Linked DNA regions of Mus musculus: region 2 is linked to region 1. A link is a loop called in an ENCODE intact Hi-C map of the cell type or tissue named here. Cell type or tissue: left cerebral cortex. All regions are shown on one strand. Links, peaks and the distances in the headings refer to the core of each region. The heading gives the core; the rest is flanking DNA. Region 1 has its middle 27 kb from the start of Gm40863. Region 2 holds the start of Mboat1 (membrane bound O-acyltransferase domain containing 1).

Evidence for each region. A loop is a pair of places that touch in the nucleus more often than their neighbours do. Peaks named below come from ENCODE experiments on the same cell type or tissue, not always from the same donor. Only the 100,000 strongest peaks of a DNase experiment are listed, where the experiment ranks them.
Region 2: it touches region 1 in a loop (3-fold over the local background); 2 of 42 quality-filtered maps call a loop at or near these places.

The regions. Positions count from the first base shown.
Region 1 is chr13:30,253,766-30,270,081 of GRCm38, forward strand. No RefSeq gene overlaps it. Among named protein-coding and RNA genes, the nearest start is that of Gm40863, 27 kb to the left of the region's middle. In left cerebral cortex, for the core only: CTCF peaks have their summits at 6,363 (motif pointing left) and 9,430 (motif pointing right); DNase peaks (open chromatin) are centred at 5,264, 5,780 and 6,339.
Region 2 is chr13:30,124,866-30,140,960 of GRCm38, forward strand. Mboat1 (membrane bound O-acyltransferase domain containing 1) reads left to right here and starts at 11,625. Exons shown (of 13, transcript NM_153546.4): 1 at 11,625-11,897. The coding sequence starts at 11,802. In left cerebral cortex, for the core only: a CTCF peak has its summit at 11,561; DNase peaks (open chromatin) are centred at 11,564 and 11,808; H3K4me3 peaks cover 1,092 bases.

The DNA.
Region 1 (16,316 bases), core at 3,211-11,210:
TTTTGTTTTTTTGTTTTTTTTTTTCTAGAGAAAATCCATTCTGGATACACACAAGCCTTTGGATTAATGGTCCCTTTTGTTCCTGGACAAAGAGGATTCACGCTGATAAGCACTTTGGATTTTTAAAATTCAGAGTAAGCAGTTGACAGCTGCAATCAGCCCACTTGCCCTGCACTTTCTGCCTATTGTCTTTGCTGTTACCAACAAAATGACCCTTCAGCATTTCCAGCCGCAGCCAATTGCAGCTGTCTCTGTGGGCTGCTCCGGAAAAGCCAGCAAGTGCCAGGACTGCGTTTCTGCCTACTCACCAGTGACCTTTTCCCCTTGCTGCTGCCAAGGACTTCCTGGACAGCACCTTAGGCCCCTGACTATTTATGACTCCTGTTGGCTCCTGCTGTATACAGCACAAAGCCCCTACCATGGCAGCCCCTCCTAACCTGCCTCTTTTCACCCCTGCTTTCAGGCCTGCAGTTGTCCCTGCATGAGCTATCTCCAGCAGCAGAGGCCTTTCGTGATGGGGGACGGATGCACTCGCAAAGCAGAGATTGAAGCAGCATCATGTTCCAGGGAAAGACTGAACACAGAGGGCAAAAGAGAAAGCAGCAACTCTACTTCCTACGCAGAACATTGTGCATAACCATGTTCCCCGAGAAGTCCCCGTTTGGTGGCCTTTGAATCCTGCTCACTGATACCCAATAACATCACCTGTTCTGGTTCTCTTGATGTCAATTGCCTCTTTGCATTTAACTGGCAGCTGTCCAGTGTCCCTTCTGTCTTCATACCTAGCAAAGTCCTGGCTCAAAGCAGTTCTAGATCAACCCTAGTGGAACAAATGAGGGAATTTACTCACTGTGGCAAGATGGTGTCTTTACTTTTCCGGCTGAGAGAGAATTGGGCTGACGTTGGGGATGTGACCTTTGTGACATTTAGAGACTGAAATGGGCAGTACAGATGGCCCCGGTGACAAGCCACTGGCAACAAGCCGTTGGTGTCTTTCCCCTTAGAGTCCTTCTCTCCCCAGCACTTGGGCTGAATTTTGCTTTTTGTTCGAGTGACTAGGGTTTGAGTGACATTAAGACCAGTGAGCTGAATCTACGTTTCTGAGAGTTTGGCATATGCTGGACTTCCTATTGCTTAGGTCACATTTTATCTATGGCTTCCTGTAGCTACTGGTTCTGTTGAAGAAATGTTGTGTCATTTTTTTATGCAATCATAGGTGAGTTTTTTGTTCATTTTTGCCTTATCAAGGACTGCCATTGCCAGATACCAGAGACTGTGTGTCATAAGCAACAAACATCCATTGCCTCACAATCCTGGAGGCAGGAAACCCATGTTGGGGACATAGCCTGGGTGGTAGAGTGCTCACTTAACATGTACCAAGCCCTGCCTTTGATCCCCAGTATCACACAAGCCTGACATGATGGCACATGTCTGTAGTCCCAGCCCTCTGGAGGCAGAAGCAGAAGGATCAAAAATTCAGGGTCATCCTGAGCTACAGAGAGAGTTTGAGGCCATCTTGGGCTACATGAAACTGTTGCACAATAAACCTCTAAGATGGGAGAGTCAGAGGGTTTAACTAGCTTAGTTTCTGAGACCTCTTACACAGGGTGGTCATTCTTCCTCCCGTGTCCTCAGAGACCGTCCCTCTCAGTGTTCGTGCACCCTAGTTGCACTTCTGTTTTCCTCTAACCACTATTTTATTTTTATTTTAAAAATAATATAGGATAAATTCTGACTTCTTTTTACTTAGGTTCTACAAACTTTATTTTTTGCTTTATTTCTTTTGTAGAAAATAGATTATTTTCTCATATCCTATAATATCCTGACTACAGGATTTTCCTTCCCTCTACTCCTCCCAGTTCCTCCACAACACCCTCCTCTCCCAGTCTGGACCCACTCCCTTTCTCTCCCTTATTAGAAAAGAACAGGCTTCTAAGAGATAATACTAAAATATAGCAAAATAAAATATAATAATATATGACAAAAACTATCACATCAAAGTTAGGACAAACCTACAGAAAGGAAAGAGCCCAAGAGAAGGCCCATGGATCAGAGAATATTGCGTTTATTTACATGCCCAGGAATCCCATAAAAACCCTGACCTGGAAGTCATAATATATACGCAGACAATCTAGGTGCAGACCCTTGAGTGCTGTCTCAGTCTCTATAGGTTCATATGAGTTTCAATCACGTCGACTTAGAGGGTTTTGTTTTCTTCCGTGTTCTCTCTCCCCCCTGGCTCTTACATTTATTTTTCTGTCTCCTCTTTCTCAGAGTTCCCTGCAATTCCAACTTCTTGGAGCGCTGGCCATATTGATTAAAGCCCACATTAATTATCTCAATGTAACACTTTGACAGCCTTATCTACAAACAGAGCCACATTCTCATGTATTGGGAGTAGGACTTCTGCATGAGTTTGGAGAGAACAAATTTCAGCCCCTATAGACCTGTAGGCTTTTCTCAGTTTCCATGGTAATAAGCTACGCTTGTGCATTTCTCTGGTACACATACCGAGTGTAGACCTGGCATGACAGGATAGGTATGGCGGAGGCCAATGTTAGGATGCTTAGGTAAAGGAATAGATTTTCTAGTAAGAGTCAGCAGAATTGCTTTGAGTTTGAGGTCAGTTTGGGCTATAAAATTGAGAGCCTGTTTCAGAAGAAGACAGAGAGGGGAGAGAGAGAGAGAGAGAGAGCGAGAGAGAGAGAGAGAGAGAGAGAGAGAGAGACAGTCAGACAGACAGACAGACAGAGAATCTTAATGTGCCTGTATATTCTAGTTCATATGACACTACCCTTTCCTTTCCTTGTGGTGTGAAATAGCTTTTCCTTGCCAATATTTAAATATGTACTTGGTACCTGTGTGTATGTGTGTGTGTGTGTGTGTGTGTATACACACACCTGTATGTGCAGGTGCCTTTCCTTCAGCACCAACATCTTGTTTTTGGGGACAGAGTTTCTCACCAGCCTAGGTTATATTCACACATGGCCAGGAAGTCACAGCAACAGGAGCTGGAAGGAGCTGGTTATACCATATCCACAGTCAGAAGCAGAGAGCAATAAATTAATGCCCACACGCTAGTCATCAGCTCACATTCCCACCTCTCTCCTATACAGCCAAGGATCCCTTGGCTAGGGAATGTCGCCGCCCACAGTGCATGGGTCTTCCGACTCCAATTCGCGTAATCAAGATAATGCAGATCCACTGGCCAAACAGCTGATCTAGACACGGAGACACCCCTCGCAGCGGAGTCTAGATTGTGTCATGCTGACAATTAAAACTAAGGAAGATACCAAGCAGCACTTACCAGACATACATTTATTGATTATTTATTTATTGCCAACGTGATCATTGTGGGGGGAAAATTACAGAGGAAACACAATCCTCCCCCCTCAGCCTGCCCTCAGCTCGCTGGCTCTGCTTTGTTTTCTGCGGTTATCACTCTGACAGTTCTCCATGTGGAATCTGGATGTCAGCTTGCGGCAGATATGCCACATTATAAGCCTTTCTGCATGTTACTCTATAACTTCCTGAGTATTTTTAAAGTTAGCTTTATTCATTTTGTGTGTTATTGTGTGTGTAACAAGTGAGCACAGGCGCGATGGGGCCACGGCCAGCACGTGAAGCGTGTAAATGAGATTTTCATGGGTTCAAGAAATAATTCCCTGATGTTTGAGCACTTGATTAATGGTTCATTTATTGAAAATTAATTCTAGAAAAAAAAATAGAAAATACAGATGTTAAAGCACCGTTTGCCTCAAGGCCAGCCAGCATTTTACCGTACTTCTAGGTTTTCATTTTATTATTTTAGTTTTTATTTTTGTCTGTGCCTTTGGAGACACATTTCTTTTTACAGAAGTCTGACACACCCCGAGCTTGTAGGGACATCTCATGCCGAGGGATCTCCCATCCATTTCTGCTCCAGTGAGCATGATAGAGAGTGGAAGCAGAGGTTGCTGAAAGAACTGCCTGGCTTCAGTGGGCCTACTATGTGCTGACTTTTGGCAGGGTCAGTCAATCACAAGCCTTCGCTGTTTAACTATAGCTTACTGGCCATCACCACTTGGGGACGGAGCTTCCCGGAGTCATCCAGTTGCCCCAAGCAGAAATGGGCTGTTTATTTGCTCTCTCAACAGGCAGGTGCATTTGTACAGGGAAAATGGACCCTCAGGGCAAAGCAGGCCTTTTAATCCACTACCTCCAAACCAACCAGGTGCTGAGAGAATGATTAGTAATTCATCGTTTCAATAAAAACATTAGAGAAAAGAGCCTCAGCAGAGAATACTAATAACCTATTGCAAACCTTCAGCTTATATTCAAGGCCAGCTGGGGTTATGCAGTGCGACTTTCTCTCAAAGATCAAAACAAAATTAAACTGACAACCTATAAACATATTTTGACACTAGTAGAATCCAGCGGTCCAAAGTATGTACAATTAATTTTCATGGTCATATTTTATCACTGGTCAACAAAGCTGAAGGGGAAACTCTGAGGGGCTGCATAACATAATGCCGTCCTTTAAAAACCCTATAGGTGGAACAACAATATGAACTAACCAGTACGCTCGTGTTTCTAGCTGCATATGTAGCAGAAGATGGCCTAGTCGGCCATCATTGGGAAGAGATGCCCCTTGGTCTTGCAAACTTTATAAGCCCCAGTACAGGGTAACGCCAGGGCCAAGAAGTGGGAGTGGGTGGGTAGGGAAGCACGGCGGGGGGAGGGTATAAGGGACTTCCGGGATAGCATTTGAAATATAAATGAAGAAAATATCTAATAAAAAAATTGGATGAAAAAAAAAAAAAACACCTCACTTCTAAGAACTCGAAACAGTGATTTGCAAACTGGGGGCCTTCCCCCTACCCCTTTCTTTCTTTACGAAGACAAAGACACACACACATAACGTTGCCTGGCCGATCTCTTACCTGGACAAGGATGATTTTAAGCTTTTGATCCTCCTGCCTCCACTTCCTTCGTGCTGGGATTATAGTGCTAGTGTATGCGGTGCTGGGGATGGAATCCACGGCTTCCTGCAGGCCACGGGAACTCCACTACTGAGCTATGTCCCCAGATGCAAATTGGGTTCTAATGGTAACCCCTCACCCATACCGGTAAGCAAAGGCCATAGCCGGCTCTAAAGGCTAACGTGCATGTGACACATACACTCACAGCGGCAGTGTGGTCTTCAATTACAGCAGAAAGCGCGAATAGTATTCCCAGAAGAGAGCAGTTAAACCCAGACATGCTGCCTTTGGGACTTTGCTGAATCAGCTTCCTGTGAGTCCGAAGCAGCTACTGTCGGAGAACAACAACAAGGAGTGAGGAGGAAGTGCTTCAAAGTACCAAGTGTGTGTGAGAGCGGACCCAGGGCAGTGGTGTGGCAAACTTAGTTTTGATTTGAAACAGGGGCTCCTGTTGCCCCAGCTGCCTTGACTTTCCTGGGCACGAGAATGCTCCTGCCTCAGTTTCCCCTGCACTTGGGACTACACTGGCTTTTGCTTTCACAAAGCGGCCTGGGAAAGAGGAGTGAGAGATTCTTAATGGTTAATGGTTAATGGTTTCCTAGCTTCTAAGCTTCAGTGTGTGTGTGTGTGTGTGTGTGTGTGTGTGTGTGTGTGTGGTGTCTTGCATGTGCCATGTAGTATGTATGGAGATCAGAGTACAACTCTGTAGACTCGGTTCTCTCCTTCTACCTTTGTGTGAGTTCTGAGTACTTGGGTAAGGAGAATTCTGTATATTGCGGGTTTGGGGTGGAGAGATGGTTGGACCGATAAGAACTCTCGCTGCTCTTTCAAGAGGATTGGTTTCTAGCACTCACACCATGCAATGTAATTCACAACCATCTGTAATGCTAGCTTTAGAAGATCAGAAACCCTTTACAGGCGTCTGAAGGTATGTGCATGCGCGCGCGTGTGCACACACACACACACACACACAGAATGTAAATCTTTATATTTTTATTTTATGTATATGAATGTTTGCCTGCATGTGCACCACGTGTGTTCACCTTGCCCAAGAAGCCAGAAGAAGGTTTGAAACTGGAGGTAGAGATAGCTTTGAGCCGCCATGCAGGTGCTTGGAACAGAATCCAGCTCTTTGGCAAGAATAGCAAACACTCCTGACCCCTGAGCCACCTCTCCAGCTCCCAAAACAAGTCTTTTTTAAAGGAAAGCACTTCTATCCTTCTGAGCCATCCCCTTGGCTGGCCCTCAGCCTAACTTAAAATCTACACCTTGCAGTGTAGGTTTGAGAGGAAGCAATCCCAGAGTACCTCTCCTGCTTATGACCTATCTCAGCACAGGCCAGCTACCAATCATTGCTTGAATGCGATTTCTCTGAAGCGGTGTGAAGTAGCGACCTCTTGTGGCCATTTGCAGTAATTTCGATGGCTCTTGTTGAATTGCCAGCCCAGCGTTCCTTTATGGCTTGGACACTCTTTAACCTCTCTGCTGCCCCTTTTGAACTGTAACTGCTAGTGAAATGCTGAAAAAATGATGACCCCCCCCCCAGTCGCCTCTTCCTTCGTTAGTTACAAATAAAAACAGGATGGTGGGTAGACCTAAAATACCAGACGCACTGGAGGTGGCACCAGCTACAGGTTAAGGTTTATGCTTTGAGTTTGCTGTGTGACCTTGGAGAACTTGAACAGCCTCTCTGTACCCTTCCTGTTAGGTGAGTCAGTAACTCATGTGAGGGTTAAATGAGATAGTTTGAGGAACTGATTCAAAGATTTCTGCAGTGATTGTATAGTTTAAATACATCATGAGATTCTGTTGTTCTGACCTGTAAGAGGGAGAGGTAAGATGGCCACAAGTTGCTTGTGTTTTATCCTTTTATAATTTGTTACTTTGTGTCCCACTCCGAGCCTCTTCCTTCCAGGAGGGCCCTCCCCAGTCTGTGGTTGTTAGTGCTAGCTCACTTATTTGGGTCTGCAACTTTGTGGAAAGCGGTATGTTTTCTAGGTAATTCATTTTGGGTGACTGGTTTCTGGAGGGAAATGCAGGCTTTTCATAGTTCCTTTGCTGACAATTCAGTGTGCTGGTCCTGGTGGCTTGGGTACATTTCTGAACCAAGAAAGAAACTGATTCCAGGAAAATGTAATCTTTACGGTGATCTGTTAGAGGTCCGCAATAAATAGCATCCGGCTTACTTATGACAGCACAGACACCCGTGTGTTCCTGCCTGGGGTCACCAGGCTCAGCCAAGCTGTGGCTTAACTTGGCTCTCTCCCTTCCTCTTCCTGTCTCCTTCGTTTCTCAACAAAACATTAGAACCCAGGTAGAATCTGTGAGCTGAGCTGTGCTCATTAGCGTAGAGTGGTAGAAGGCGACTGGTCTTGCCATGTTATCCTTCACTTCATCTTGTTCCTTCCTCGGGATAAGATTTCTAACCCCACCCTGACCCCTGCCTGCCCCAACAATCCAGTTCCCCAAGGAGAAGAGCAGCTTCTGTTGATGGCAAAGCACAGCTCTCGCCTCAAAGCAAATAAAAGAGGCAGTGTGAAGCTAAACGGAGTGACTGCATTCTGGAATCAGGTTTCCGTTTGGCCAGGTAGCACGTTCTACTGTGGGAGGCCTCGGTGATAGACGACAATCATAAATGAAGGCGCTTCCCGAATGCATGACGGGAACATCAGGCAGGCGGCTTATGACCGACTGGGAATCTGCTGTGGGCTCCAAGACGGTGTATAATGACATTCTTAGCACAGGGGCTCATGGGAGTGAGCAGCTTTCCAAAGGTTTCATCTGCTCGTCACAGGATGTAAGGTCAGGTGCATCCGTGGGCAAACAGGGGCTGTTACAGAGGCCAGAGAGAGCCCAAGATAATTTTGTCTCTGCAACATCCCAACCCTGCTCAGCCTGCATGCTCTACCTAGCCTAGTCAGCAGAGTGGCTTCTGAGTACAGGTGCAGCTTTTATTCTGGGGACTTCAGTTCACACATTCCATTTCAGACACGTTTTATTTATTTTTTTATTTTTTTATTAGGTATTTTCCTCGTTTACATTTTCAATGCTATCCCAAAGGTCCCCCATACCCACCCCCCCAATCCCCTACCCACCCACTGCCCCTTTTTGGCCCTGGTGTTCCCCTGTACTGGGGCATATAAAGTTTGCAAGTCCAATGGGCCTCTCTTTGCAGTGATGGCCGACTAGGCCATCTTTTGATACATATGCAGCTAAAGACAAGAGCTCCCAGGTACTGGTTAGTTCATATTGTTGTTCCACCTATAGGGTTGCAGATCCCTTTAGTTCCTTGGGTACTTTCTCTAGCTCCTCCATTGGGGGCCCTGTGGTCCATCCAATAGCTGACTGTGAGCATCCACTTCTGTGTTTGCTAGTCCCGGCATAGTCTCACAAGAGACAGCTATATCTGGGTCCTTTCAGCAAAATCTTGCTAGTGTATGCAATGGTGTCAGCATTTGGAAGCTGATTATGGGATGGATCCCTGCATATGGCAATCACTAGATGGTCTATCCTTTCATCACAGCTCCAACTTTTGTCTCTGTAACTCCTTCTATGGGTGTTTTGTTCCCATTTCTAAGAAAGGGTAGAGTGTCCACACTTTGGTCTTCGTTCTTCTTGAATTTCATGCGTTTGGCAAGTTGTATCTTATATCTTGGGTATCCTAAGTTTCTGGGCTAATATCCACTTATCAGTGAGTACATATTGTGTGAGTTCCTTTGTGAATGTGTTACCTCACTCAGGATGATGCCCTCCAGATCCATCCATTTGCCTAGGAATTTCATAAATTCATTTTTTTTAATAGCTGAGTAGTATTCCATTGTGTAAATGTACCACATTTTCTGTATCCATTCCTCTGTTGAGGGGCATCTGGGTTCTTTCCAGCTTCTGGCTATTATAAATAAGGCTGCTATGAACATAGTGGAGCATGTGTCCTTCTTACCAGTTGGGGCATCTTCTGGATATATGCCCAGGAGAGGTATTGCTGGATCCTCCGGTAGTACTATGTCCAATTTTCTGAGGAACCGCCAGACTGATTTCCAGAGTCAGACACGTTTTATTTGTAATTTACAACTTGGCTCAGTTTCCCACACGCTCTTCTCATTGGTTCCCACACAATTAGAATTAGAGGAACCAAGTTTGTTTTTTAAAATAAAGATTTATTACACACACACACACACACACACACACACACACACACACACACACACAACTGTTCTGTTTATGTGTATATCCCTGCAGGCCAGAAGAGGACACCAGATCTCAGGATAGATGCTCAGTATTCCATGTGGTTGCTGGGATTTGAACTCAGAACCTCTGGAAGAGTAGCCAGTGCTCTTGACCTCTGTACCACCTCTCCAGCCTGGGACCAAGTATTTTACAGAGAGTTACTTTTATTATTTTTAAAATGTGCATGTCTGCGTGTGCCGGTGTGAGCATGTGCACCTGAATGCAGTGGTGGTAGAGGCCAGAAGAGGGCGTCGGATCGTGTGGACTTACAAGCGGTTGTGAGCTGTCCTACTCAGGTGCTGGGATGTTAACTCAAGTCTCCTGCAAGAGTGGTAGGTAGGCTTTATATTTTTAACTTTTAAATTGATTTTTTTTTTTACATTATGCACCCCAATCCCACACATCTCCTCATCTCTCCATCTCTGCACTCTACCCTTGAGATCTCCCTCACAAAAGAAAAAAAAATAATTAAAAAAATCTCACTGTGGAAGCTGCGATGTGTCACGGCCTGTCACACAGTATATACCCCTTTGCCCAAACAGATTGACTTGCAAATGTTCATTGCAGTGAATCATTGGTCTCATGTGAGGCCTCTGGCTTCTGCTACACTGTCAATACTGGATCCTCACTGGGACTCCCCTGGGATATCTTGGTGTCATCATGTGTCATGGAGATCTGCAGGACCAGCCCTTTCATGGACTCCCACAGTTCATAGATGGGGTGGAATAACTCAACCCCTGGATCTGGGCCTGGTTGGTAGCTGAGCTGGTCAGCCCACCAGCTCTGCAGTGCTCACACTATCTGAGGCAGCTCTCCTGCACCCAAGTCACTAAGACAAGCTCTCCAGCACTGCCTCAGCTCTCCTGCTACGCTGCTCAGACAGTGTGGGGAGAGCCAGCACTCCTGCCTGCCACAGACAGCAGGGGCCAGGGCCATAGCTGCTGAGCCATAGCTCCAGTTTCTGGAACTAGCTACTTATCTTCCTCTTTAAACCGGGGCATGGTTTTCCTGTGGACATACTTGTAGCAGATGATGGTATCAGGACCTGAAGCTTCAGCCTCCTTCTTGGGCCCCATTCTGATAGTGCCAAATTTGTATCCATTTCAGAAGTTATATAAAAATTTTCCTCTTGTCCTATTAATCTGAATGAATCGTATATTTAGGATTGACTCTTGGCTTTGGTAATCTTTGAACGTGGCATAGTCTCTGCCGAGAAACAGAAAGGCCATGCACTTTCTGAACTGCGTTTCTTTGTTACACCGACACCATGCTGAACATTCAGCGATGAGTTACAATGCTTTGTTTGAGAAACGGTGCCAGGAAGGATCTAGAATGGGGATGTGAGACAGAAGAAGCTCATATGGCATAAATTAATTGGTAAATTACCATCGTGTCAACCCCCTGCCCCTGGGGTTATAAAAGCCGAACACCTGCCAAGGAGCAGAGACGGTGGAGTACCAGAGAGCAGTGTAGGGAGCCCCAGGGCAGCAGCTTTCCTGTGTCAGGGACAGAGATCACCATAGCTGGTGCACCCAAGCCTTGATTGCTGAACCGCTGTGCTTGCTGGGCTTCCCTCCAGGGGCATCATGGGGAAGGTCGTAACTCAGTAAAGACAAGTCACTGGAGCGCACGCCTTCGTCAACCTTCTGTCTAGTCTCCTCGAGCACCGTCAAGACCTTGTACACCCAGAATGTGACCACACGCAGCTTTACTTGGGGACAGGAGAACGCTCTGATGACCTTCTCTTTCCTCTAACAGGAAGGACTGCTAGGAGGTCCTGGGTTTTTTGAGTCTTTGAATTTAGCAGATGCCCTATCAGTGGTCAGGGTTGCCACCGTCAGTGACAATGTATAAACACGGGCTTTCCTCGGTAGTCATAGAGAAGAATAAAACACAGTCTCTGGGATAGCAGGCCACCAATGCATGATCTGGATCAGACGTTGAGAACACACAAAGCACAATGAGCAGTAAGTGCACTCTGCAAATACAGGACCTGTGCCTCACACACAGAAAATCCAATTAGAAAAGATTACAGAGACTGGAGGAGCTGTTTCAGGTTGTGGGGACTGAGAGTGACAGGGCAGCGTGTAATCTGGCTTAGATCCTGGACACAGACTTGGTTTTTTGTTTTTGTTTTTTTTTTTAATCAAGGGAAATGAATGGTAGGATAACTGGAAAATTTTGTAACAGTCCTATAATTAGATTTTTACATAAATCTTTATTCTGTGATTTTGCTTATTATATTGTGGTTATCAAAAATAACAACTTGTCTGAACATAATAAAATATCTAGGTGCAAGGAAGGCATTTTGTGTGGAACTCACTTTCAAATAGAAAATGTTTTATATATAGTATATATATATTTATATATAAATGTTTTGTATATTATAAAATAGAAAGATGAATCGAATAATAAAAATTATGAAAAAACTACCACTTGATATTATCATTTGATATCACCATGAAAGAGCTTTGTAATGCACCTTTTCCAGTTTTATTCAAGTCAAATTGCCTCAAATTTTATAAAAAGAGAGATTGTTCAGGGTGTAGAGAGAGAAGTGGTTAGAGAGAGGACCAGAGAATATGTGTGACAACTTGTTTGTTGACAGCAGGCATGGAGACAAGTGATGGATCCAGAATTATCCAAGACACGAAATAGAAGTTGAGAATGAGCCAGGGCTGCTGGGTAATGGCCATTCCTTCACCGATCAGGGAGGGCAGTGATGCAGGCGGACAGGGACTGTCATTGGATTTAATTTGGTATGATCTAAATAAGCTGCTGCCAAGAGTTTAAGTGAGTTGCTGAAGTGGACGAGATTTGTAGTTCCACAGCATAAGGATAAAAGTTTGGGGCCATTCAGTACGCATTTGGGAGGATGGAGGCAGTTGCTTAAGAAAACATCAGAAACAGAGACAAGAGTAAGGAAGCCCGGTTTTTGAAGTTGTAGGAAAGAAAACAAATGTAGAGTATGAAGAATAAAAACGGAGAAGCAACTTTAGGGGATGCATATGGTATAAAGGCCCTAATAGGATATTCTATGTAGTTTTATGGACAATGTAGAGGAAATGCAGGTGCTGGTTTAATTTCCTTATTGCTCATCAAATGCCTGGCAAGAAGCAACTTCAGGCAGGGAGGTTTTGCACTGGGAATGTTCACCACGGTCTTCAGGCACTTAAACATGAGGTCTTCAGCAGGGGGCGCTGTTTGGGGGAGGTTTGGGTGGGGCAGATTCGATGGAGGAAGTACCTCACGGAAGTGGGGGCTACTTTTGAGAGTAAAATGATTCAGCAACTTCCGGTTTGCTCTCTTTTCCTCGTGCTTGCATTTGAGGGCGTGAGCTCTCGGCTTCTTGCTCTAGCCTCCGTGTGCCTGTTCTAGTACATGCTGCATGTCGCCGTGTTTCCTTGCCATAATCAACTCTCATCCCTCTGAACTGGAAATAAACTCTTCTCAAGTTGCCTTGATTCTGGTGTTCTAGCAAAAAAACAGAGAATTAACTAAGAGGGGAGGAAGGATTTCTTTTGGCTCACCATGGCAGGGCCGCTCTTAGCTAAGGTGAGGGATGTGAGTCTGCTTAGGGGCAGAAGTGTTTCTTGGCTCACATGCAAGTCCTAGTCCACTGTGGTCTATAGCATAGGGACTGACCTAACTGGGCAGATGGGGGAAACAACAGACACGGAGGCAGTGAAGCTGGGATCCAGTGCCTTGGGCGGGCTTGTGAGCTGTTGGAGACTCAGCAGCAGCTTCTTGGAAACTCCAGGCATTTGTTATTTACAGCAGCAACCACGAGGAGACAGGTGAGTTAATCTAAGTAGGGCATCTTTGTAGGGAGTCTCAGGTTGCAGTCCTGGGGAGGGAGGAGGAAGCCACAGCTGACGCCCCCCCCCCCCCCACTATCCACATCCACACCCTGAGCTGGCTTTGTGGTTCCGCTAAGCCTGACCCTGGGAAGACCTTGCCACTCACATGGGTCCGAGGCATTGGGGTCTTTGATATGACCGTGTCCATGTTAATAATACACAGCCCCCCTGGACTTCATCTGTTCTCCACAACAATCCATCACTGAGGGAAGTCAGAGAAAAAAATCAAGCAAGAATTCGGAGAGCACGGAAACTGTGCATTCTGGTTCCTTCCCTCTCCCCCTCCCCTCCCCTTCCCCCCCCCCTCCCCTCCCCTCCCCTCCCCTTCCCCCTCCCCTCCCCTCCTCCTCTCTGTTTCTACATCACTGCATGCCATGCCATTTTGATTATTATAGCTCTATAGATTATTTTGAAGTCTGAAAGTGTGATGTCTCTGGCTATTTTCTTTCTTTCTTTTTTTTTTTTCTCTTAAGATTACCTTAAATATTTTTTTGAGGTTTCAAATGAATGATAAAATTTTCATTTTCTAGTTCTATGGGAAATGTCATTTGAACTTTCTTAATAGTTATATCAAGTCTATAGATCATGTTGGGCATTATGGGTATTTGAATATTACTTCTTCCAAGTTGTGAACATGGAATGTCTCATTTATTGTCTCCTAGATTTTTCTTTCAAGTGTTTTGTGGTTTTCAGCATACAAGCCTTTCAATTCCTGAGTTAAACTTTTAATATATATTTATTTATATTATTTTTGATTATGTGAAGGTGTGTGTATTATACATGTGAATGCAGGTATTGCCAGAGGCCAGAGAAATGGGATTCCCCTGGAACTAGAGTTATAGGTGGTTGTGAGCCAATTGGCATGGGTGCTGGGAACTGCATTTGGATCTTCTACGAGAGCTATATACTCTTAGCCTCTGAGCTATCTCTTTGGCCCTACCCCTGCCCCAAGCTAAATTTATTTCTAAACATTTTATCTTTCACAGTTGCTCTTGTAAATGTGTTTATTGCCCTGATCAGTTTCTCAAAAGGCCTTCACATGTGAATGTGGACACGCTACTGACTTTCATGTGTTCTCATAACCCTATAACTTTATAGGATAGTTCCGTTATGGTGGGTTGTCTTATGGAGTCTTTAAGATTCTCTCAATTTAAATTTATTAATGTAAATTTAGATACATTTAGTAAAGTTTATTAAATTAAAATTTAAATTATTAAATTATATTAAAATTAAAGTTATTAAACGTAAATTTAAATGTAAATTCACATTGGCGATGGGGCACTGTACCCTCTCCCTTTCTCATCTGGCACCATTGATTCCTTTCTCTTGATGAATTACCCTGGCCAAGACTTCCAGTTCTGTGTTGGATAGAGGCGGTAAACGTGGGCATCTGTCTGGGCAGAGAGAAAAGCGGAGTGTATTAGGGAGCAGCCTCCAGAGAAACAGAAGAACTGGAGTTGCAAACAAATTTAGTCAATTGTGTAGGTATAAATATATGTGTGACCTACACCATTTATATTCCTTGGAGACTAAGCCCAAGATCACAATTTGCAAGCCGGAGATCCAGGAGACTCTCTGGGGCGAGAGTTCTTCTCTGAGCCCGAGCTTAAAGGAGAAGATTGAAGTCCAGTGAACACACCTGGAGGTGAGAGGGGAGGGAAGACGTGGGAGGCGGGGGGCGGGGGGCGGAGAGGGAAGGAGAGGGAGAGAGAGATAGAATCTCTCTTACTTAGTCTTTCTACTCTGTTCAGACTGTCCTCCTCATTTCCCATATTGAAGTGTTAATGTTATGTAGAAACACCTCACAATATCACCCAGAACACTGTTACTCAAATGCCTGGACATCCTCCGGGCCAGTTAAATTGGCCTTAAATTAATACTGAAGGGAGTTGTCAAACCAGAGACATTTTCAGGGCCAGCAAGAAGAGTCAGATAAATGTGTTCACCTGCAATGTTAATTTTTTGGAGCAGCTCCTGTCTGTGTTATCTGGAAATCAGCAGTCCAGTTCACAGGTCGGCTAGCAGGCAGCGGCAGCTCGATCCACTCACAAACACCTCACGGATACACCAGCAGTCCAGTTCCGTAGAGTCGGGTTAGCAACAGCAGTGACACGGCCTAGCAGAGACAGCCAGGCCTGTCTTGGCTCGACTGAGCAGGAGAGGCCAAAAGAACACCAGGAGTTCTCAGCTGTGCCTCTCTCAGGGAAGTGAAGACTCCAGACCCACAAGCGTTGCACAGCTAGCTGCACGAGCAAGCCAAGCTCTGTCTCCAGAGCTCTGTGGAGTCCTACTTATACCCTCCAAACATCATGTGTCTGCCACGTGCCTTCCTTCAGCGTGGGTCGTGCCTCAGCACATGCATGCAATCAGCCCGAGTCCTTGGAAGCGGCAACAAACTGCAGCACACCACCTGACGTTTTTTGGTATGTTTCTCTCTATGGAGTCCTGACAAATGGAGCTCAATTATGCAATGTAAGACAGACCAATACATGTGCGTTGTTAGCAAAGTATCCTTCATCATATGTCCTTTCATGTGCTTAGCAGAACGTCCTCTCTCCTGTGTCTGCTTCAGCGAAATGCTCCTTCACGTATTTGCCCCAGGAAAACACAATCTAAAACACAATTTGGAAAAGTCAGTTGACTTTGCAAAGAACCTTAAGTTTCCACTTCATTCAGCACCAAGTCTGAGAGTCTGAGTTTGATGCCCACGTGGTGAGAGGAGAGGTGACGCCTACATGTTGTTCTTTGACCTTCACACGCACACTGTGGCATGTATGTACTTGTGGACAATCTCTCTCTCTCCGCTCCCATATGTGTGTGTGTGTGTGTGTGTGTGTGTGTCAAGAGTCATTCTTCTAAAGGAGACAGAATATGAGCCAAGGGACTTGTTTCCTTTTTTTTTTTCCAGATTAGGTTTACTAAATTTTTTTTATCCCACTAATTTCTGAGAGATTATGAGAGTGTATAGCTGGGAATTGATTTAAAAATGTACATTTTCAGTGCACATTTAGCTTTAGGAAAAGCCTCAGTGTGTAGGAAGATATTGCCTCTGTTCTGTGACCTGCTTTTGTGACCGCACAAGCACACATCATAAGTGTAACTCTCCATGAAAATCATTTAAACTATCAGTTTGGAGGCACTGTGTATGAATGTTAAATTTAGATACCCAGAGCCCTCTCAATGGATAGTAGGTTGTTTCTAATTTTTCACTCTTATAGACAATCTGTTATTTCTTTCCACATAGGAAAGTGAAATTCACCTCAAAAAT
Region 2 (16,095 bases), core at 8,096-16,095, 120 kb before region 1:
AGGGAGCTTTTGAAGCTATCAACAAAATCAGAAGAGGAATTAACGCATAGAACATCCAGAGCTGAAGTAGACGCCTGCTTTTATTGGAAGCTTGCTGTTGATTCCCTGTGTATTGATTGCAGAGCCCCACTTACTGCCCTTTTCCTACCTGCAATCCAAAAGGATTCAGTTCCCTCTTCAGCCCCACAGAAGGGTATATGGTTCAATTACAGTGCTACATCCATCCCTTGGTTCAGAGGTCAGCACATGACCCTCCCAGGGCCAATGAGAATCTATCCTGGGATTTCATCTGGGAAGACAGAGCAAGTCTGATTCTTGAATGTCCTGGTTAGCTTGACTGCCAACTTGACAGTCTAGAGTCATCTAAGAGGAACTGTCTACGCCAGCTTGGCTTGTGGGGCAGATAGGGAGTGTCTTGGTTGTTAATTCATGTAGGAGGATCCAGCCCAGTGTGGGTGGCCTTGGACTATGCCAGGAAGTTAGGTGTAAGCCAGTCCATGATTCAGTTAGCAAGCAGCGTCTATGGTTCCCAAGGTAGTTCTTTAGCTATGAAGTGAGCTCTGTGGTGCACTACAGAGTAATTCTGTGTGGAACACTGAGCAGTCTGCCTTTACATTCCTGCTCAGATTCCTGCCTTGCCTTCCTTCATTGGCAGACTGTAACAGGTTGGATGAAGAAAATCCTTTTATCCCATAAGTTGCTATGGATCAGAATTTTATCCCGACCCCAGAAATCAAACTGCGACAGAGTGTTAGGCAATCTTGTCAGCTGAAAGGGGGGAAGGCAGGAGACCACGTGAGAAAGAAACCTTCACAGAAGAATTCAATATTAAAGATGGTCAACGACCAATCCCTAAACCATAGAGACTATGGTTGGAGCTGTGTTTTTTTTCTGTAGCTTCTGGGGACAGAACTTAGGACACTAGGCTTAGGTAGTAAGCTTTCTATCCACTGAGCAGTCTCAAGTATTTTTCTTTGACAAAATAGTTGACAGGAGACACTTGAGAAAGGAAGGGAGTGTTTTGGTTCCCAGCTTGATGTTAGAGTTTGTTGTGATGCGGAAGGATGGAGATAGAGGCAGCTGGTCATGCTGTACCTAGCACTGGGAAGCAGAGAGAGACAAACACTGGTGGGCAACTCACTTTCTTCTTTTAGTTCAGTCTTGAACCCATGGGGTAATGCCGCCCACATTCAGGACGGATCATCTCTCCCCAGGCTGTCTGGGAATACACAGGTACACTAGAGGTGTGTTTCCTAGGTGATTCAAATCCAGCCAAGTGGACAGTGAAGAGGAACCATTATGACCACACTTTCTTCCCCCACCATTGTTGCTGTGACTTACTTAAGGAAGTGATGTTTAAAGAGGACCCTGTCTTTGGGTATGAGAGCCTGCCACTAAACACAGAGAATGTCAAAGGGCCAAAGACAATGATCGTAGATCCAGGATCACACAAGTCAATTTTATGAGGGACCTGTGTCCAGAACCAAGTCATGGGTCCCAGAACTCCAAGTCAGGAGAAAGTGGTCTATATGCTGAGTTAGACAGATGTGGGTCAAAACTAGTTGGAATGTGCCTGACTTTTCTAAAACCCTAGAGCATTTTCAAGGTCCATTAACAAACTGTCCAGTCATCAGTAGCCAGCACACTATGCCAGGCTGACTGCTTAATAGTGTTAACCTAAAGGGTTTGTGACACACAACAGGGCCATGTGACATGCAAAATGGAAAGTTAATAGCCACGATGGCAACAGTCATAACAAGTTAGACAGTTCCAGACACACAGCTTATAGTCTCTGCTTTTTTTTTTTTCTATAGCTATTTTCTTTCACGAAGTAGCTGAAATGGTTAATATTGTTGTCAACTAGACAGGATCTAGAGCCACATAGGAAAGAAATCTCTGAGTATGTCTGTGAGAGAATTTCTAGGCTGGGTTAACTAAGGTGGAGAAAATAACTCCTAACTGTGGAAAACCCAGGGGCTGGAGCCCAAGATTGACTAAGTAGAAGAAAGTGAGTTGAGTCCCAGCGCTCTTCTCTCTGACCGTATGTACAGTGTAACTAGCTGCTCTGAGCTCCTACCACCAGCCTTCCTCACCATCATGGACTGTAACTTAGAACTGTAAACCAAAAGAAACACTTCCTTCTTTGGTTGCTTTTGGCCAGCATTTTGTCACAGCAGTCAGAAAGGGCAAAGGAGAAAGCCAGCTGAGTGACAACGTCCCCTTTCTCAGCCTCCCAATCATGGACCGATGTGACTACATTACCAGCTGTCTCATATACTGAGAAAAGAAAGAGAAATCTGCTTGGTTAGTCATTTACTCCCTACAGGTCTTGTTCTCTGGGAGCAGTCGGAACTCCTCTGCTAAACACTGGTATGTATATGTGAGTTGAAGTTCACAGGGAAAAAAAGCCCAGCCTACATTAAAGATGCCCCAAGGCTGACTATGAATGACATTGCTGTGGAGAGTTGAAATGCTGCAATCAATGTGGTCTTGAAGTTGAACCAACTTGTCCTTGGCCAGCTGTACCCCAGTCATAGCCACTCATTGTCCCCCTCTACGTCAGATCTAACACCTTCATGACTGTCATGTGACACCTTTTGGGACATAGGAACTTAATAGACCACTGGGTTTCATCAGAATGTCATATAATAGGATCAGAGGCCCGAGCAGACCTTTATTCACTTAGTTATTGGCTGCTGGCCTGAGGGTTCTACCACCGTTTTTAAAGAAGTGCTTTGATCCATGACTTTCTCCTGTTGTACAATTATAAAAACTGTAAAACCTTCATGAAACTTAGCACAGGGTACATGGGCTGACTGGAATCTGTTTTGGTAGGTGGTGATCACTCATATGTAGGTCTAGAATGAGCTATCTCTTATCCTTTGGTGGCTAGTTAGGGCTACTTCTGCATTGACCTATGTAATCCACTAACCCCTCTGCCCTGCTGTAATTTTTCTTTTTTCTATGTATTTATCACTGTCTAGTAAGTAGCACTGGTTTTAAGTGATGCATTGGATGTGTGGAGATGGCATGAAGGGATGGATTTTGTAGGGTAGGGGCTGCTTTCGGTGTATCTGTGGCCCAGACAACAGAGCTTTACAAACCATAGCCCTGCCATGCTTAGTGGCACAAGCCTTTAATCCCATTACTCAGCACATGGAGAAAGGCAGTTCTGTGAGTTGGAGGCTGGCCTGATCTATACAGTGGGTTCCAGGTTGGATTGGGCTACACTGTAAGACCTCACCTCAAAAACAAACAAACAAACAAACAAACAAACAAACAAACCCACCAAAACCAACCAACCAAGCAATCAACAACAAAAACAAGCCATAGCCTCTTAAAATAGGTATTTGCTGGGTATAGAATCAGTGTTCACGAAAGGAGGTGCCATTCTCCAAGTGTGAGAGGTGGGATGTGCATCAGGAAGCAAGTCATGCAGACAAGGCTGCGGTTGGATCATTTTGAAGACTCTTCTTGGAAACAGACACAAGAAATGAAGAGGTCTGACTGCTCTTCCAAAGGTCCTGAGTTCAAATCCCAGAAACCACGTGGTGGCTCACAACCATCTGTAACAGGATCTGATGCCCTCTTCTTGAGTGTCTGAAGACAGCTACAGTGTACTTACATATAATCAATCAATCAATCAATCAATCAATCTTTAAAAAATGATATGGGTATGTTAGGTGCACATGAAAAGAGCCAGGGGTTGGGGTATATGAACGCCAGTCCATAAACATGCAGTGTCTGCACTGGCCAGTCTAATGTGCTGACTGACCACATATAGGCATAGAACAATGAGTTAGGTCATGAGGCTTTTAGTGAACAATAGAAGAGATAGTCATGAGTCTGGTTGGCTGTGCTGATTGCCAGGAAGCATCCAATGATTTCTGCCACAACCCTGCTATGCTTGGTCCTAACACTGGCTCTGGGGAATGAGGTTGCTGAGCAGGGAATGAAGAATAGAGTGAAATCTAAGAGCCAAAGGTGACTCTGAATACTCTTAAGAGCACAGCCTGGGTTGGAAGGGCTTATTCTACAGAGCTCTGTGATGGTGAAGATAACAGTGGTTTCACCGCCAACACCCCTGAAGGGCTGGGAAGGCAGGAAGGATGGAATATGTCAGGTTCAAGCATCTTAGGATACCCCAAAGCTTCAGGGATGTTTGCTAGTAGAAATCAAGATGCTTTTTGAAGCTGAACCTAGGCCATGAGTGGTGGTTCATGCTTGTAATCATAGCAATTTGGAAGTCTGAGGCAGGGGGATTATAAATAGTTCATTGTTAGCCTGGGGCATATATCAAGACCCTGTGTGAACCCTTCCTTTAAACAACAACAACAACAACAAACCCAACAACAATGCCCCCTCAAAAACAGTAAAAATAAAACAAAACAAACAATGAACAAAAAACCCACCAACCCTTCCCCATAGCCTACCTCAGATGCTAGCTTTATCAGTTTCTATCTCTAGATTCTGAATCCTTAACTTTAATGATGCTTTATTATTTATAGGATTATTATTTTTTTTACAATAAAAATTATCTGAGACCCCAGCAAAGCAACAGGGTATGTGTGACACAGGTCAGGGTGGAGTTAATGTTGAGATGGAACACTTTCTTCAATAACCCACTGTGTGCACTGCCAATGCTTGCAACTCTGTGGTAATCTGTAGGGTTCCCCAGACCCAAAAGAGCAGGCAGGTGGTGACAAGACTGAGGGAAACCGTCTGATGAGGCTCTGATGAAGATAACGGAGAGCAGAGGTGACAATGGAAAGCACAGGTGACAACAGAGAGAAAAGATGTTGTTTTGAGTACTGACCTCCCTGGGCCAGTTAGTGCAAGAGAAACTTGCCAAGTCTCCCTGGACTGAAGGCTGGGTTTTCCTCCACAACAATAACCATCTTAGTAATGATAACTAAGTTATGGTCACTAGCTCTACTTAAGTATGAGAAATCATGAAAAACATCTCTTTCCTCAAAGACTAAAAATAACAGACATTAATTCTGAGGGCTGGCGAAGTGGTTCAGTGGTTAAGAACACTGACTGCTCTTCCAGAGGACCTGGGTTTGATTCCCAGCACCCATATGGTGGCTACAACCATTTGTAACTCCAGTTTCAGGGAAGACAGTGCCCTCTTATGACCTTGCAAGCAACAGGCATGCATGTGGTACCTAGATACACATGTAGGTAAGATATCCATACACATTAATTACATTAAAAAAGAGATCACCAAGGGTGAATACCAACTAAGCAGGGTTAATAATGTACAGTCATTTCCTGCTGTGTTATTTTATATAACCTTTCCTTCAGTTCTCATTCCAGACATGATAGGTCTTCATCTTAGGTGTGTGTGTGTGTGTGTGTGTGTGTGTGTGTGTGTGTGTGTGTGTGTGTGTATGTGTGTGTGTGTGTGTGTGTGTGTGTGTGTGTGTGAGAGAGAGAGAGAGAGAGTGTGTGTGTGTGTTCGCACGTGCATATGGAAACCAGAGAACACTCTCAAGTGTTGTTTCTCAGGTGCTGTTCCCCTTTACTCTTTTTGAGACAAGGTGTCTCGTTAGTCTGGAAATTCTGCCTGTCCCTGCATCCTCAGTGGTGGCATTGCAAGCATGCCCAGCTTATTTTCTGTGGGTTTTGGGAACTCAGATCCTTGGGTTTGCAAGGCAAGCACTTTATCAACACACACCTTCCCAGCTCTCTTCTCCTCCCCTCTCCTCCCCTCCCCTCCCCTTTCCTCCCCTCCCCTCCCCTCCTCTCCCCTTCCCTCCCTTTCCCTCTCCTCCCTATCCCCCTCCTCTTCCCATTTCCCTTCCCCTCCCCTCCCCTTCATTCCTCTCCCCTCCCTTTCCCCCTCCTCTTCCCCTTCCCTTCCCTTCCCCTTCCCTTCCCTTCCCCTCCCCTTCCCTTCCCTTCCCTTCCCTTCCCTTCCCTTCCCTTCCCTTCCCTTCCCTTCCCTTCCCTTCCCTTCCCTTCCCTTCCCTTCCCTTCCCTTCCCTTCCCTCCCTCTCCTCCTTTTTCAGATAGCATATCTCTGTGTAGCCCAGGCTGGCCTTGTACTTCAATTCTCCCTGTTCTATCTTTCCTAGTGCTGGCATTGAAGGTCTATACCACCACACTGGACAAAAGTATATGGATGGCAGCCCTTCAGGATGGAGGGATTTCATTACCTGCCTTTGACAGGACATTTGGTCTCAAATGATTACTACCAGGATACACAAAATTGTATTTTAAAACATAATTAGGAGTGTTTTTTTTTTTTTAAATCAGGCTTGGTCTCTGCATCTGGCTTTCACTTTGCCTCTGCCATTTCTCATGATGAAAGAACCTAGTGGGAAAACCCCCACTCAATTCCCGATTCCGCGTGCACCCAAAGAAACATGAACAGACCGTCTTGATGTAAATACACGAGGTAGTTTAATAGCAGAGCTCCAGATCGAAACGTATCTCATGCAGGAGACAGTGGATTCGACCACGAGGCTTGAAAGCTAGGGGTTTTTATAGAAAAGGTCTGGGGCTGGGGGAGGAATTGGCGGTTTCACATGATTGGTTCATTTAAACATCAGCAGACTGTACATGCAGATCGAGGTAACAGCAGAGCATCTGGTTAACATTTAACTTAGGTCAGAAGGGCACCGCCGGGCCAGTCCGGACATTCTTGTATGTCTTCCCTATCTTTATGGCTAGTTGGTTCTGTGATGACTTTACAGCCTTTGTTCTTTGCTCTAAGCCCAAAAAGCCCTCCTAACTAGCAAGCCGCATGAGTCATGGACCTTGAATAAACTTTCTGGCTAGGGCTTTGAAGTCTTGAATTTTCTTTCTTTCATTGACTGAGTCTCTTGACCTTATTATAGATTCTGTTGTCTTTGGATTTATCAGTATCTCCTGGGTGTCAGAGGCTAGCTCATTGAGATAACTGATATTGATATATCTCAACTGCAGACATGCAAAAATCCTTAAGGAGAAAATAAATGTGGTAAGTGTGATAGTAGCACATTGAATCGTTTTTGGTTTTATCAGTTTCTTCATTTTTTTTGAACACGTGAAAACAGAAAAATGGTGTCATCTTTGATCTCCAGGCTGGAAAGCCATGCTTGGCTGGTAGATAATAACATAAGTCCAAACACACACCTATCAGTTGAGCTAAAACTCAAAACTGGAGCCTGGATTGCAAAATTGAAGTTCCTTGCAGCTTTGTGGGTAGTATTGAAACCACTCAAAGCCCAAAGACAATGCTCCCTGGTGGGTGGGGGGGTCTCCACTCTCTCCAGATCAGTTCTCCAGTTTAACATCACAGGCAAACAGTTTCTGCTCTTTCCTGAAGGTGGACTCCTAGCATAATAAAAAGACCTCTAGCTAATTAAAAGTAGAACGGGATCATGGGTTTTATTTGCACCTTTGCCATGTACTAGCTGAATAAGTCTGGAGACATCTGCAAGTCACCAGTAACTTGGTATTCTTAACAATAGACAGAAATGTAATAGTAATAGAAGTGCAACCATCCTTGAGTCGTTGAGAGGATCAAAATACAAAACAAAAGAAAACAAAACAAGAACCAAAAAGCCAAAAAAAAAAATCCCAAACATATAAATGCTCCGTGGCTCTGTGCTACCATTATGTAGACATTCTAAGAGGCAAGTGTCTTAGCTTGACACAGGGTATGATGATAGTTTTCGTTGTTCTCTTAGGGGTTTGCATCTTTGAAGACTTTGAAGACGGCCTTAAACTCTGTTGTTCTTTGATTACTCAGTAGGACAAGTGTGAGACTGGAGTTATTTCTGTGTGTGTTGGGGGAGGTCGGGGGGAGAGGATGGATAGGAGGGAAAACAGTGGGACTTGCTCTGTAGACCCATGTTGCCTAGAACTCATGATCCTCTTCTGTCTTAACCCACTGGATGTTGGGATTACAGTCCGGTGCCACTGGTGTGGTCCCTCCAACAACAGTAGTGTATACTCTTCCTGAACAGGCTACAATCTTGATCAGAGCTGTATGTACCTGACTGTTAGTTTTTATCTTGATGTGCTGTGGTAGATAACATTCATTTTCATGTTGATCTCCCCCTACCTTTTCTACTTCCTCCTCCTTTTAAAGAAGCAGGTTGGGTTGTTTATGATTTTAAGTGCGAGTGTCCTTAGAGGCCAGAAGAGTGAAGTTCCCTGGAGCTGGAGCGACAGGCAGTTGTGAACCACTGACCTGGGTGCTGAGAAACAAACTCAGGTCTTTGGGTCCTGGGGAAGTGCAGCAAACACTCTGAATGACTGAGCCACCTTTCTTGCCAGAGGACAATTTCTACAAATCCAAGAAACCTACCTAACTTTATTTATGGAAAACATTTACTTGAGAACACTGAGCCATGGTCTACTTCTGTCCACTCCTAAGGGGTTCTTTCCCTTTCTTTAACTAAAGTCTAGGTGTATCCTAAGCTGTCTCCAGACATCTGGGTTCAAGGATCACCCTGCTGGATGATCCTTCCCAGTAGCTAGGATTGCATGCCTCCCTTTTCATTTTTAAATAAATGCTTGTAGCCCCTATCTGATTTTCAGATTCCACTTAAGCGCTTACCTCACTTAAGATTCGTATTATTTCAGGTTGGTTATCTACCAGGGTTGATGCTTGGTGACTCTGACTAGTCTCATTAGTCTCAAGCATATTCCTGTGTGTGTCTCTCTGTGTGTATGCATGTGTATATATGTGTGTTTATATGTATGCATGTACACTTAAGAGTACATGTATGTGTGTGCATGTGCTGTGAATCTGCTTGGCAGAAGCATAGTGTAGACTTTTCCCATTATTCCTTGGCAGAGGACATGAGTCTAAAACCTGTGGCCTACCCATTTAGTGTTGGCTGTAGCTTTCTAGGAATGGTATTGCTAAATGTCAACAGGAAAACCTATGTCTCTGGGAAGACGTTCTTGCAGGTGTATATTGGGCATCCATTTAATTTGAAACCTGAATCCACATTCATAAAATCTATCTAAAGTCATTGACTACATCTCTGGTTGGATATTTCTGCTAGCAAATCTTTGGCAGCTTCCAGATGCTTCGCCTGGGCCCACAAAGCTCCTTTTTCCTTGGCTTTCTACACATTAGCCCAGTGCCCCGTGGTCCTAAAAGCCTCTTTCTTTATCAGCTAACATTTAGTGTTTCCTGGAAAGGGTGTGTATTATTATTATTATTATTGATTTATTTATTATTATACATAAGTACACTGTAGCTGACTTCAGACGTACCAGAAGAGGGCGTCAGATCTCATTGCAGGTGGTTGTGAGCCACCATGTGGTTGCTGGGATTTGAACTCAAGACCTTCAGAAAAGCAGTCAGTGCTCTTACCCACTTAGCCATCTCACCAGCCCATATTATTATTTTTAATGGAGTCTCAGGACATTTCTTAAGCAGGTCACCAACTTCAGGCTCAAACGATCCTGTGTCCTCCACCTCGCACATAGGGAGGACTGCAGGTGTGTGGTTTGAGGGACTTACAGGGCTGATGTTTCTCTATTTGCACAGTTTACTCTCATCCTAGGTGGAGAAAAGAGCTATCAGTCATGAATCTGTAAGATTCTGCAGTTCTTCAGAAAGCAACAGTGTTTCTGTTGTTTTCATTGCAGGTCTGGATGGGCACAGAGCACGGCTTGGGCTTTCCTGGGCCAAAAGCAGGAAGCAGGCATGGAAGCGCCTATGGAGGACTCATGTTTCAAGGCTCGCTCCAGGGTGCTAGAAGACCCCTCCATGATGATGAAACATGGGTGATGGGGGCCACTGAGACTTCCTAAGCGGAGCAGAGATGCCACAGTCCTGAAGCTGGCACATGGTACATGGAAGTTGGAGGGGCACAGATGTGGCAGGGACACTGGAGGTGGAGGGCATGCCCATGCCCCAGTGTTCTGCTCACATCTCTCCCGAGGACAAAGCACTGGTTTACTCCATAGTCTTTGGCTGCATGAATAGTACAGTAGCTCCTGTAAGCTCACAGGCACATGGCTACATCTCCAGTTCATCGTTATCCACCATCTTGTAAAGATGCTGAGAAGTTGCTTTGCCGTCAGTGTGGATCTTCTCCTCTCTTCATGTTCAATTACTTCCCACACCTATAGAAAGTCACCCCACAACCTAAGCAAAGGGCTGCAGGGGCTGACAAGATGGCTCAGTGGTTAAGGGTGGTTAAGAATGTTTGCAGCTCTCCCAGAGGACTGGACTTCAGATGCCAGCACACAGGACGTGGATGAACTGCTCAGTACTGCCTGTAACTACAGCTCTGACTCTCCCTTCTAGCCTCTACAGGCACACACACACACACACTCTCTCTCTCTCTCTCTCTCTCTCTCTCTCTCTCACACACACACACACACACACACACAATCTTTTAAAAGGTGTTTGTGTGTCCAGAGGGATCTCTTGGTTCCTGGCTTCCTTTCTCTTCAGTAGGTCCCTGGGTGTTTCTCAGACTTCCAATGTGAGCAGCTACTTTGACATCAGGTTAGATGCAGCAGAGACTGGTAAAGTGCTAGAAGGGTCTCTGTGATGTTTTAAAATGTCTGTTAGTGAGTTGAAAAGGATTTCTCAAGAAACAGAGATACAGAGCTGTTTCAGCAAGTGAAAGACCCGTCATCACGTGGGTAGTAAACAGTAAACAGAAGCTTACTGGAGAGAAACGGCCCAGATGAAAATGAGACAAGTCACAGAAGGAAGCAGAGATAGTGGATTAGGGTGCTAGAAACTGTGGCTTGACCAGAGAAGGTAAAGAATGACAACCTTGGGTGCTGGAGAGATGGCTCAGGACCTGAGAGCAATCTCTCTTGCTGCAGAGGGCCGGAGTTCTATTTCCAGCACCCACATGGTGGCTCACAATCTCCTGAAACTCCATGGACTCTTCCGGTCTCCAGTGGCATCTACTCACAAGTACATACATACATGTAAAGTAAAAAACATATGAGAGAGAGAGAGAGAGAGAGAGAGAGAGAGAGAGAGAGAGAGAGAGGAAAGAGAGAGAGGAGAGAGAGAAGAGAGAGAGAAGAGAGAGAGAAGAGAGAGAGAAGAGAGAGAAGAGAGAGAGAAGAGAGAGAGAAGAGAGAGAAGAGAGAAGAGAGAAAGAAGAGAGAAGAGAGAAGAGAGAAGAGAGAAGAGAGAAGAGAGAAAGAAGAGACAACCAGACAGGGAGCACCAGGAATTCAGAACACAATCAAAGACACAGGGAAGGAGGAGAAGGAGACGCGAAGGAGAATAATAATCTGGAGTGGAGTTTTATGTTTGTGCACACCTGTAATTTCAGTATTTGGGAGTTTAGGGAAAGTCTGGGCTACAGGAGACCCTGCCTCTAAACTGCAAATAAATAAATCTTTAAAATGTAAGCAAAATGAGCGGTGTTGGTTAGCTCTTAGGTCTCTTCTGGCTTCCGGAGTAGCAGCAGGAGCCGGGCCTGAAACTGGAGCACAGGACACCCCAGCTGCCTGGGAGGAGGGTGAGACGGCTTCGGAGGAACCCGGATCGGGCCCGCTGCGCGCCCGGGGAGGGCGGCGAACTGGGGAACAGACTGGGCGTCTCCCGGTCTCCTGCCCCGGGCCGGGCTCCCGGGGATCCGCGCCCATCTCTGCCCGGCTCCTCCTCCGGGGCGTCCCCGGCTGCTGGCCAATGGGCGGCGGGCGGTGCGGAGCGGGAAGCAGAACGTGGGGGCCCTGCCCTCCCAGGCGCGGGGTCCCGCAGCGCCAGGTCCGCGCCCTGGAGTCGGCGCCAGGTTCCCGCGAGGTCCTCAGGAGCCCTCAAGGTGGCCAGTGTGCAGCTCCCGGGCGACAGAGCACCCTGAAGATGCAGGATGGCAGCACGGCCGCCCGCCAGCCTCTCTTACCGTACCACCGGCTCCACCTGCCTGCACCCGCTCAGCCAGCTCCTGGGCATCCCGCTGGATCAGGTAACAGCGTCCCACCCGCTACCCAGACCCTCTGTCTGGGAACAGGATTGCGACCTGGATTCGCTCAGAGCCTAGTTTATGGCTATGAACCCTACACGTGCGAGAGCTTTTTCTTCCCTTTTTTTTCTTTTTTCTCTGAGTTGGCTGCTTTTTCTGCGTGAAAACTATACGTCCACCTAAGCTAGCAAGTTGGACTGAACTTTTAAGTTTTGCTCTGTGATCGAATTATTTAGTGGTGTGATCCATGAACCCAGCATTTCCCCCACCAGTGTAGATAAAAGTCTTTGTGATTTTTAAATTTAGGCGATCCTACTTTAAGAGTAAGTCTGATCCAGCTGGGTGTGGTGGATCACGCCTTTAATCCAGGTCTTCAGAGCCCGGGGCAGGGAAATTGCAGCGAGTTCCCGTCTTCTCTGTCTAGGATGCTGAGGAGAAGCCTCAACTCTCAAACAAAACCAAACAAAAAGTAAAAAGCCTGACTAACCAGATGCGTAGGTCTATAGTATAGTATATGGTGATGACTTTTTTATTCCGTTTGTTGAGACAGCATCTGGCCCTGACTGTCTTGGCACTCACTCTGAAGTTCAGGCTGGCATCGAAGTCTCTTATTTTGTCTAGGCTGGGCTAGAACTGGTGATCCTTTCGCCACAGTGTTGAGATGCTTCTCAGAGGGCCTTACTCAGTTCTCATCCATCCCTGCTGTGCGAAACTGATGAGTAGGGCGGGCCCTGGGAGGAAAAGGGCTGTGGGGACTTCTTTGGAACTGTTCAGGAGTTGCCTGCTACATTAGAGGTAAAACTGGCAACAGTAACCTGGTAGGAATTTTGCCAAAGACAGCTGGAGTGCAATTCAGTGGTAGAGTTTGTAGTATGCTGGAGGGTCTGTCCTGTCTTCTGGCCTCCGTACTGAGGTCAAGAAAAGTCTTCCTGAGGTGTATGTAGTCTTGCCTTATTTCCTTCGGTGCCTCAGGCTATGTCCCCTGTGTAGGATGTAATGGTTTGAATGGATTCAGGCAGGACAGGTTGGAGTAAGACCCACTGCTCTCCTTACTAATCTGTTTCCTTTGAGTTTCCCCAGTTTAGTTTCCCTTCCTTTGCTGGGTCTCGAGGTGCATGCTTGTATTTCCAGTGCCAGGGAAACAGGCAGGAAGATTGCTCCGAGTTAGAGACCTGCCTAGGCCACGGGGAGAGAGTACCAAGTCAGCCTGGGTTACCCAGTAAAACTCCCGACTCGAAAATGCAAAACAAAACAAAATGTTCCTGTCTTCTTAGAGCAGTTTCTGTCCTTCCTATCTTTCTTTCTTTTCATACTAGAGCTACCTGTACCTGCGCCTCTTCTGTTTGCATTCCTTTGACAATGAGGAAGTTGGCCCTGGCTGTTTGCATTACTCACAGGGTTCGCCCTCATCCTAACTCTTAGGTTCTGACTACTACTGCCTTCTCATCAGTTGCAAAACCTTGAGAATCAGGAACTTGGTAGAAGTATCAGATATTGAGTCAAGGTCAGAAGTCCAAGGGACCCTGGCAGGGGCAGGCACAAGAGCGAATTCTTTCATCCAGAAGCCGGATGAATTTGTTGCTGAATTTCCATAGGAGGAGTTCATTTTGCATTGACGTCTCTAATTACTACTAGAACCTATAGTAATTGCATTTTCTTTTGCATAATAATCTATTTTACAATAATATAGAATAGAGTGGGCTTTCCTCCCCTCCCCCCAGCCACCCCCCCCCCATCCCTGACCCAGACAGAAATACATGGATTGGTGAAGGGCAGTTGTGCGGGGAGGAGCTGTTGTCATTAAGCCTCTGGCTGCATCCACGTCCGTCCCCAAACTACAGGGTTTTTGTAAAAGTTACTCTGGTTTTTAGAAGAGACTTAGTACTTTACAGTGTGTATGTGTGTGTGTTGCCTGTTCATGTGTGGGTGTGTGTACATGAGTGTACGTGTCCACCAAGGTCAGAAGAGGGTCTTGGGTCCCCTGAAGCTGGAGTTCCAAGCATTTCTTTTAACCTCAGTGCCATCTATTCAGCCCCCAAAGGAATCCTGGTTTTAATTTATGAAAAAAGGAAAAAAGAGCACTCCAGACATGATAGATTTTACTTCATTCCATAAATGAACTCGGATTATCATGAGATGGATGAAAAATCATGAGGAACACTTGGTTTCTCTGAGATCCTGGGTCAGCCTGACCAACTGGGTCAGTTTGAGCAACTTGGTAAAAATGTTAATCATACGATACCCCAAATCACTTGCTTTCAGCCTGGGGAAAAATCCCAAGCCATCAATAGTGCGATTTGGGGGCAAACTGTGGCAGGAGGTTTGTCTTTGAAGCCCTTTCCCAGTGTCTTAAGATTTCATGTTCCTAACTGGAAAGGGGCTATCCCAAAAGCTGTTGCCTGTATGTGGGATAAGCTCTCTGGCTGGATTGCCTTGTCTGGCCTCAGTGGGAAAGGAGGTGCCCAGCTTCACAGAGACTTTAAGTGTCAGGGGGTGGGGAATATCCAGGAGGAAGCCCACTCAGAGGAGAAGGGGAGGGGGAGAGAGGAAGGATTGTGTGTGTGTGTGTGTGGGGGGTGATGACTGGGAGGGGGGACAGCGAGTGAGATGTAAAGAGAATATGTAAAACAAAGATTAAATATAAAAAGATTTCATGTTCTTGTTTGTAACTTCTAGGAAACTGCATTTCTGTGATTGCCCTCAGTGTCTGGGATTCTCCGCATGAGGAACTTTCTTACTGGGGTTGGAGAGATGGCTGAGCAGTTTTGCCCGTGCTTTCTGCTCTCCCAGAGAAACCGACTTTGGTTTCCTTCACCTGTGTCAGGCAGCTCACAAACCCCAGCTCCAGAGGATCTCATGCCCTCTTCTCCATGGTCACCACATGCAAGAGTCTGCACGCATCCACATACCTACGTTTACAGATGCACACACACACACAGACACACACACACACACACACACACACACACACACACACACACACACACATCAATCAAAAGAAAATCTTTTTAAAAAGTTTCTTATCTCAGTTTCAGGACTGTGCTCTGTGTTCTGGCTTGTGAGGGAAACTCTTCATTGCTGCTCACCAGTGTGCCTGTGTATCTATTCCTCTGGGCAGTGTGAAGTAGGAAGGCTATAGCTTCTTCCTTGGGGGACTTGGCTGATAAATGCAAAACTCTTATTTAAGGAGAGACACTGACATTCAAATGAAGTACAGGAATTGGGGGTGTCTCAGGGTGTCCAGAGTGTGCATATGTTTGCTGAAAACTGTATTGTGGGGTCCAGAGATGGCTCAGTGGGTGAAGTGAGTGCCATCCCAGTAACTCATCCAATGAGAGGAGAAAACCGAGTTCCACAAAATATCCTCTCATGCATGCACACTTACTTGTGTGCCATATAAATGAAGACAGTGTGAAAATGTATTTTTAAATGAGCCATTGTCTGTGTGAACACGGAACTATCTAGACACAGAGCTTCAGTGGCCCAGGAGATGATTCTGAGATTAAAGTAGCCAGGGTTTAGGGGTTGAACACAGGCCTGTGAACGAGGACTCTTGAGGATGGAGAGATGACTCAGTGGTTAAGAGTGTGTGCTACTCTAGCCAAGGACCTACCTGGCTTTGGTTCCAGCACCCACGCAGTGGCTCACAACCATCTTGTAACTCTAGTTGCTGGGGAATCTGACCTCTTCTGACCTCTGAGGGTACAGGGCATGCATGTGCTATACGTACGTACATGCAGGCAAACCACTCATACACATGAAAATAAATACTATTATTGTTGTTATTATTCTTTCCTAAGTGTATTCATGAAGGCCAGCCTTGGAGTCCTGGCACTAGGCTAATGGTGACACAGCAGAAAATTATTACACTGAGATCTGTGACTTTAGGTTTCCTGCAGCTTTCGGTCACCTGGTTGAAGTCCTTGGGTATGCCTGGAAAATCCAGCCTTCGGTTCTGTTCTTATCTAAGTCTTGCCCTATGTTAAAATCTTGGCTCACACTCCACAGCCATTGTTAAATCCATTAAATATTTATTTAATCCTGCTAGTACCAGGTACTTGGCTGCGTGGCGAAATAACATCAAGGTCCCCATCCCAGAAGGGTATCCACCAGTAGAGGAGAGGCCGCACGAGTAAACAGGCAATGTGGATTACAACGATTATAGTTGGCACCTCAGGGGAGCAGGAAGGGAAGCGCTCAG